Linked DNA regions of Homo sapiens: region 2 is linked to region 1. A link is a contact called in ENCODE Hi-C or POLR2A ChIA-PET data. All regions are on one chromosome and are shown on one strand. Each heading gives the region's core, a stretch centred on a gene start or an enhancer-like site at or near the end of the contact. The rest is flanking DNA. Distances are from core to core; before and after follow the strand shown.

What was found. A loop is a pair of places that touch in the nucleus more often than their neighbours do. ChIA-PET counts read pairs that join two places held with the same protein, here RNA polymerase II (POLR2A). Pooled maps may share reads with other maps.
Region 2: a loop to region 1 is called in a map of HCT116, with 4 times the contacts of the local background. The contact joins two enhancer-like sites. A Hi-C loop is called at or near these places in 2 of 168 maps with a recorded cell type or tissue (HCT116 and endothelial cell of umbilical vein) and 3 of 50 pooled maps. POLR2A ChIA-PET finds 5 or more read pairs at or near these places in 1 of 52 experiments (H1).

The regions. Positions count from the first base shown.
Region 1 is chr10:113,071,805-113,076,039 of GRCh38, reverse strand. The region is part of intron 5 of TCF7L2 (transcription factor 7 like 2); the gene reads right to left. Among named protein-coding and RNA genes, the nearest start is that of SNORA87, 29 kb to the right of the region's middle. RefSeq lists an enhancer at 1,101-1,870. Within about 2 kb of position 2,204, at least 22 of the 41 ENCODE cell types and tissues checked have a DNase peak (open chromatin) inside an H3K27ac peak, as active enhancers do.
Region 2 is chr10:113,383,414-113,387,648 of GRCh38, reverse strand. No RefSeq gene overlaps it. Among named protein-coding and RNA genes, the nearest start is that of HABP2, 170 kb to the left of the region's middle. RefSeq lists a silencer at 2,230-2,339. Within about 2 kb of position 2,393, at least 8 of the 41 ENCODE cell types and tissues checked have a DNase peak (open chromatin) inside an H3K27ac peak, as active enhancers do.

The DNA of each region.
Region 1 (4,235 bases), core at 955-3,454:
CTCAGCCTCCCCAGTAGCTGGGATTACAGGCACGTGCCACCACGCCTGGCTAATTTTTGTATTTTTAGTAGAGACAGGGTTTCACCATGTTGGCCAGGTGTGTCTCGAACTCCTGACCTCAGGTGATCAACTCGCCTCAGCCTCCCAGAGTGCTAGGATTACAGGCCCCGGCTGTAAGATCCTGTCTTTAAAAACAAAATGAAACAAACAAACAAACAAAAAACTATTAGGTAAGTGGAAAACTAGGATTTTGACAAATGCAAATGCAATGACTTCACATTATCTCTTTCACTAACCAGGTAGGATCTAAACCCATGCTGCACCACAGCAAACAAAATTCAGCTCACAGGGAGCTATTCTCTGCACCACAGACCTTTCACAGCTTGAGAAGCTACTAGCTTTTACATCATCATGTCTGTGCAGCTTTAATCTTTTCTCTTTTTTTGAAGAATACCCTAGTAAACCAGAAAGATATTTTTTAAACACATAAAGTAATTGGCAACATTAAAAAAAATACATTTGCAAATTGGGTTGCCATTCATTTAAAGATACTCTTTTTTTCTTTTTTCTTTTTTTTTTGGACACAGAGTTTCGCTCTTGTCGCCCAGGCTGGAGTGCAATGGCACGATCTCAGCTCACTGTAAACTCCACCTCCCAGGTTCAAGCGATTCTCCTGCCTCAGCCTCCAGGAGAGCTCGGATTACAGGTGCCCATCACCACTCCCGGCTAATTTTTGTATTTTTAGTAGAGATAGGGTTTCACCATGTTGGCCAGGCTGGTCTCGAACTCCTGACCTCAGGTGATCTGCCCGCCTCTGCCTCCCAAAGTGCTGGGATTACAGGCATAAGCCACCATTACCCCGCCCATTTAAAGTATTCTTTTCAGGCTGGGCACTGTGGCTTATACCTGTAATCCCAGCATGCTTTGGGAGACTAAGGTGAGAAGATTGCTTCAGCCCAGGAGATCAAGGTTACAGTGAGTTATGATCTGGACAACAGAGCCAGACCCTGTCTCTAAATAAATAAATAAATAAATACTTTCCTATATCTGAGTCTATTCTTTAGTTGCTCAATGAACACATTAAAGCTGAGCTTCTCAGCTTTGGCACTGTTGATGTTTTTGATAATTCTTTGGGAGGGTGAGGGGTTGCCCTAGCAGCATCCCTGCCCTGTGCCCATGAGATGATGACAGAAGTACCCCCTGCCCAGCTGTTACAACCAACACTGTATCCAGATGTCTCCTGGGGAACAAAATTGCCCCAGCTGAAAACTACTGAGGTAAAGGCAACTGGTATGAAAATCTGCCTATGGCGTGGAGGCCCCAGCTTTAAAGTTTATTTGGATCACTGTAGTAGTCAGTAGCAACATTAAAACCATCCCATTCAAATCCAAATACTCAACCGAGATCAGGAAACCCAGCAAAATATGGTGCTGGTGTCAATGTGTGATGAGCCCCGCAGTGATGAGTGTGCAGCCGTCAGCAGTGTGCCAAGGTCCCGCACAGTCCGACAACTCTTTTAAATGTCCCTAATATTTATAAATGTATGAAGTGACAGGATTGACATTAGCAAGATTAATATGTTGCTAATTGACATTAGCAAGATATGGAAGGAGGGGTTCCCATATGTGTTTACGTCTTGTTAAAATCACACAGCTTTAGTAATCTGCTAATCATAATAGCCCAGTCACTCAAGAAAACTCTAACCACCCCCTTTTTGGACAACGGGAAGAGGGGTGTGGGCTGGTGGTAGCAAACTGGCAAAACAATGATATTTTTATCTCTGATCTCTTTAAAGAAATAATCCAAATACAAAATAATAAAGAGTCCATCTAATTCACAAATCCAGAATGTTCTGCATAAAGTAAGTCCAAGTATCTAAAAGATCCAAGATGACGTCTGTGCTCCAGGAAGAAAGGTGCCAGCTTCAACACCCTGGCTGACCTTTGGTGTGTTAGTCAGCCTGCGACCGCCCCAGAAACCACCCAGAGGTGACCAGCTACAGCCAGCTCACCAGCGGCCGACACCAGAGTCAACAGCAGCACCGGATGTGGAATGGACAAACCCCAGACCCAGCACACGACCCTGGTGCCTCTCTTACAGAGCAGAGAAATGCTATAACGTATCATCATTCCTGGGGTGTGGTCTGTTTTCTGGACGCTGCGCCAGCAACTCGCACATGGAGTCGTCCAGGCCGCAAGGATGGGCGGCAGGCAGCAGGGCCAGGCAGTCCGGTGTGGTGAGTCACACTGAGGCCCGCAGGTTGGGAAGCAAATAAAAAAGGAGATCGGGAAGCAGCTCTGCAGGGCGGAGCCAAGAATGTCTTGTGACCTTTGTTTTTTTTTTTTTCTTAAAGACGGGGTCTCACAGTCGCCCAGGCTGGAGTGCAGTGGTGCAATCACAGCTCACTGCAGCCGCAAACCCCTGGGCTCAAGCGATCCTCCCGCCTCAGCCTCCTGAGTAGCTGGAGCTATAGGAGCACACCACCACCCCCAGCTAATTTTTTTGATTTTTTTTTTTTTTTTTTTTTTTTTTTTTTGGTAGAGACCGGGTCTTGCTTTGTTGCCCAGCCTAGTCTGAAACTTCTGGGCTCAAGTGATCCTTCTGCCTCAGCCTCCCAAAGTGCCGGAATTACGGAGTGAGCCACCCTTTTAAATCCAAACACTTTGGTGATCATGAAAATTTAGGCTTTCAGAGTTGACCATCACCAAGATGATAATTCAACATTTCTTTCTCTGGAGGACCCAAGCAGGACAGGGAACAGAGCTTATGAATTCCACCTGTGGTCAACGAGTTGTAGACTGGAAAGACACCTGCTTGAGAAGTGAGGTGGACCACACAGGATGTCTGAGTGCCGATCACCTTTATGTTTCTCTCTATCTCTCTCTCTGTCTCTCTCTCTCTCTCTCTCTCACACACACACACACACACACACACACACACGACCTGGCCCTGCCCTAGGTACACATGGCTGGCCACCAGCACCTAACTAGGGTCCACTTCCATTCCTGGGGACATGAACAGCATAGTTGCTCTAGCTCAGGGGCTGGGAGCATCACTTGGCACTTAACACCTGAATTTATTAAGAAACCTCAAAACCATGGTCTTCACATTTTTACCTGGACAGCAGAAAAGGTCTCAGGCCCAGTGCCATCACAATCATGATGTATGGAGACTCGTGCTGCTTCTTTTTTCATTTCTTCCCAAAAGGCAGGCAAGAAACAACAGATTGCTTGCTACAGATCGAGGCAAGAACCAATACACAACAGCCCGAGTCACCTGTGTGCACCACAAATAAAAACTTCTCATATTCCACTGCCAGTTTCCCAAGCATGCACAAGATTTTGGGTTGGCTCTTTTTATTTAAGTAGTTTAAAAGCAACTGATTGGCTGGGTGTAGTGGCTCACGCCTGTAATCCCAGCACTTTGGGAGGCCAAGGCAGGACGCTCACCTGAGGTCAGGAGTTCGAGACCAGCCTGGCCAACATGGTGAAGCCCGGTCTCTACTAAAAATACAAAAATTAGCTGGAGGCGGTGGCACACGCCTGTAATCCCAGCTACTCAGGAGGCTGAGGCTGGAGAATCGCTTGAACCCGGGAGGCGCAAGTTGCAGTGAGGCGAGATCCCACCACCGTACTCCAGCCTGGGTGACAGAGCAAAACTCCATCTCAAAAGAAATAAAAAATAAAGGCCAGGCGCGGTGACTCACGCCAGTAATCCCTCCCTTTGGAAGGCTGAGGCGGGAGGATCACAAGGTCAGGAGATCTACACCATCCTGGCTAACACGGTGAAACCCCGTCTCTGCTAAAAATACAAAAAATTAGTCGGGCGTGGTGGCGGGTGCCTGTAGTCCCAGCTACTCTGGAGGCTGAGGCAGGAGAATGGTGTGAATCCAGGAGGCAGAGGTGCAGTGAGCCGAGATCGTGCCACTGCACTCCAGCCTGGGCGACAGAGCAAGACTCCGTCTCAAAAAATAAATAAACTAATTAATTAATTAAAATAAAATTAAAAATTTTTAAAAAGCAAGTGATTAAAAAGCTCTTCCACCTCCCTTATTAAAACAGTAATTTATTAAAACAATCATTCTCCTTGGAGAGTACTGCTGAAGCAGAGTGCACCCACAATTCCACTTACTCCAGCATCCACAGTCCCAGCCAGCCCCTGACCTGGAGGAATCCACTCATGGGGGGTGGGGGGGAGTCCTCCAAGGATCTGCACCAATGTGACCTGCCTGATAG
Region 2 (4,235 bases), core at 1,144-3,643, 310 kb before region 1:
CAGGGCTGGGAAATTGGCTCCTAGGAAATAAACTCTGGCCTGCAAACTTTTCCAGACTTTCCCCAAATCCCCAGTTGAGTAAAATAATGAGTCAGGCCCTCTAGGACATTGTCATACACCTTTTGGGGCAGAATAAAACACTTTAAAATAATTCCACAACTGAGGAAAAGGTATAAAGAAAACATCTGGGAGGGAGGAAGGGAAGTAATGGTTATCCCCAAAAGGGTAGGATGTCTGTAGGGGCAAGGATGGTGACTTTTAGTGCTTATACATTTCAGTAATGTTTGAATTTCTTACTACAGCTATGTATTATTTTACAATGAGAAATTTTAAACTGACCCCATTCCTAGGCTGGTGGGGATGGGGTGAGGAGGGTAACCAGTAGAAACTGCCCCCAGACCTTTCTTAACAGAGAAACTCTTAACTTTTCCTACAGGAAGCCCTTCCGGGTGCAATTCCTTATCTCAACCTCTGCAACAGTGCCTACCAATGTTATAGCACTTCATTCATTCAGCCTTTCATTTGTTCATCCACTCAACAGCTATACTTTGAACAAGGCCCTGTGGGAGGCCCTGCGAGGCAAAGACAAGACAAGCGAGTTGCCTGTCACACGGAGCATGGGCTGGCAAGGAGATCCATAGTAAACCTCCAGTCCTGCACTCACCCTTAATGGCATGTGCTTGGATAGAGATGAGACAAGGCCCAGAGGGGCACATGCTGGAGAAACTGAACCCCAGCCCAGAGGTCTGGGAAGGCGTCTCTGGGCAAGAGACCTTACAGCTGGGAACTGAAAGATGAGAAGCAGCACTGACCAGGTGAAAGGGGTGGCAAGACCAGGAGTGTCTGGGCTGAGCACCCAGGCAGGCACTGAGATGAGAAGAAACAGAGCTCACCAAGGAAAATTGAGGGAACTCAGCCTGCTGGAGAAAGGTCCAAGGAGAGATCAAAGAAGCAGGAAGGGCCAGATCACCTGATGCTTTGCAGAATGTGGGATTTTAAACTTTACCCTAAGAACAGTTCGAAGCCACTGAGATAGGTATCCCTGAGGACTCCATTTGTTCTCCACTGTTTTTGTTCACTTCCACTCTGACACACAAGCTCCTAGCTCCATGCCTGGCAATTAACAAGAGCCTAAAAATAATCAGCTGGATGGCTGAACCCAGTCACCCCAGGGAGGGAGAACCTGCAAGCAAAGACCATGACCGCACATCCGACATCTCACCTCTCTCCCTCCTTTTGTCTCCCCTGATCCAGGCCTGCAAGCTGAGAAGTGTACAATCCTCACAACAAGGAGTGATTGGCAATCAGGTGCAGAACTAAGCTATTTCTTTCACCACCACAGTCCTTCCAAAATGTTCCCAACTGGCATCAGATATTCTCATCCTGACCAGTGAGACAACCCAATGAAAACTGGTGACTCAGAAAGGGTAAGCATTTGTCAAAGGCTGTACAGCAAATCCCCGGGTGCTTGGCGAGTCATGTCTTGGCCAGTTGTCAAGGGCAGTGTCCCCTATGTCATTCCTCAAATACATATTTCTAGGCTTAATTATATGAATTTACATTTCTTTGGCTCAAAAAAAGTAGGTATAGGGGCATTTTCAATGCTGCACACAACTGAAAGTAGATTGAAACCATCCCGACCTCAAACAGAATGTCAAAGCAGTTGGGTTTCTGAGCAGCAACAGAATACTTTTTATAGAATGGGAAGTCAATTGAGAAATCATAAAAAATTAGAGTTGGGAAGGACCTCTGCGCTCACGAGGGTCAGGTCCCAGGGGCTGCTGTAGAATTGTTCCCTGTGGTGAAGGGTCTAATGTTTTGTCCACTCAAGTTTTAAATATCTCAACCAATAGCTCACCCCTGGGGACACCTCTCCACAGGGCAATAGATCTTGCTGTCAGGGCTTTTTTCCTGCTATTCAATCTCACTTTTCCTTTCCTCCACTTCATCCCATTTGTCTTTGGCAGTAATTTAGACAAGAGTGTGCTGACGTTTGAAAACGAAAAGCCCTGTCTTTGCCTTCAACCTCGTTTTTCCAGACCCTTCTACCTACGGAAACTTCAAGATCTGGCAGGGAGAGAGGGAGGGAATGAGGAAGAGAGGCAAACAAACAGACTGGCGTGGGTTCTGGAAGAAGCTATCAAAGGGCCAGCCCCCAAGGCCTTGAACCCACAGGTGTACAGGAAGAGAGGGCACTGCTGCTCCGGAATGTGCAGATTATAGAGGACCTGACTCTCAAAGGCAGAAAGTCACCGAGTTTTCTAGGCAGTCCAGAGCTCAGCCACCTCTTGCTATGACACATTAGACAGAAGGTGGCAGCATAGCACCAGGCTCTGTGTGCTCAGTGGCCCTGTCCATCGCAGCACACCCCAACTGTTCGGCTTCCAAACTCCACGAGCAACAAAACCCAACCGGCTGGAACGCCGGGCTTAGGCCAAGAGTGAGCTGCAAATCAAGGCCCTGGCCAGTTTTTTAAGTCAAATCCCAAACAGTTAGGATTGTGTGAGCACAGTCCATTTTCTCCCCAAGAACATCTTGCAGCCAGAATGGAATCCAAAAAAATAACTGCAGTCCTGAACAGCGGTGTTTGTCCAAGCTGATCTAAACACATAAACTTACCGTCTCGTCTGGTGTTTTGTGCACAAATTTTTGTGTTTAAAGACATCTGGGGTTAATGCTTTTTTTTTTTCTTTATTCTTTCTAGCCCTTGGCTATTTATTTCTGAATTTGTCTCTGGTTTTCCTGTTTCCCTTTGCTTATTTTTTACTTATTTGGTAGTGTTTGCATGTGGTTCTTCTGAAAGCAAGGATCCACAGGCTACGCATTTCTCACTTGGAGCTGAAGTCCTGCTGGGGAACCAATTATATGTCCTACCCACCAGGGAGAGTGTGATATTTTTTATTACTTTCTAATTTCAGGTCTTGAAATGGCTTCAGTGATCAGAACATTCTTCTGCTTAAGAACCTAAAGGGGCCAGTGAAAGGATGCTTTTGATTTGTATTTCATTTAGAATGGTCCATACTCAACCAAGTGTACTCCAAGGATTTCCATGGGGCCTCAGAGGCTTGAAGTGGGGAAAAGCAAGACAAAGACAACAACAAAACTTTCTCGCTGCTTGCCTTATCATACTGGGAAAATGCCGGCTACTTGGGGAAAGTCTTTCTTTGAGAAGTTGGTGAACTGAGAAAAAAATGGATAGAATTAGAACAAAACAATTTCACTGGATTCTAAGTCTATTTAAACTACAGTAGTAAATCAAAACCATACCTCTTTCTCATTACTCATGGCCCGATAGTAGAGCCTCCTAAATGCTTATTAAAGCAAAAGCAAGAAGTGTTTCATTTCTAAATACATTCACAGGAATCCCCAACAAGGTGGTTGCTTCTTTCTAACTGTTGTTTGTTTTATGCTTGTTTCTCTTCTTGAAAGAGTTATCATGAAACGGAAAGGCTTAAAAGGGGGGTGGGGGTGGGGGTGAGGGTCCAAATAGGCTCTAATGAGGAAGAAGGAAATAAAAGTCAAATTCTCCCCGAATGTCTGAATTTCTATTTATTTATCTTTGCAATAAGAGAGGATGCCTGACAATCCGGAACTGCTCTTGGATAAAACGAATCATACCAAACAGCTAACAACCCTGCAGAATAGCTCAAAGCCCAAATTATGAGCTATTTCAAATCCTTTCCACTTGCCATGGGGGTCTTGACTGAGTTTTTTCTTTTTTTTTTTTTTTTTTTTCTTTTTTTCCTGGCTCACATGCTTAGCCAGGAGGTGATTCTGAATGTTTATCTGAAGTATCTCCCTGATATTCTGGGGGGACTTTTCTCTCAAGCAAAAGCTCTGCTGAAAAGAGGAGCTTGTTTTAATTCTCATTAAGTTATACCCAGTATTGTGAACCTTTTACTAGTGAACAGTTAATTTTAGTGAGACGGACTACAAGAAACTGCCATATATAACCACGCTCAGTGACAACATTTTACAAAATGTGAGTCAAACATAAACATTTATGACTTTCTAATAAGCCAGCTACCATATTTGCTATTATATGACGCTCTGTTAAAACAATCTTTTCTACTTTTAAATAGAGATCCCATGAGAGCAAAAATGTTTATCTTTGTTGTGTATAGCTTCCTTAAGTACCATTTTATCATATTATTTAAAATTCAACAAATTAGCAGCCAGTATTTATTATTTAAAGAAAGGGTGTTTCTTCAAAGTTTGTCTGAATTAAAAATCAC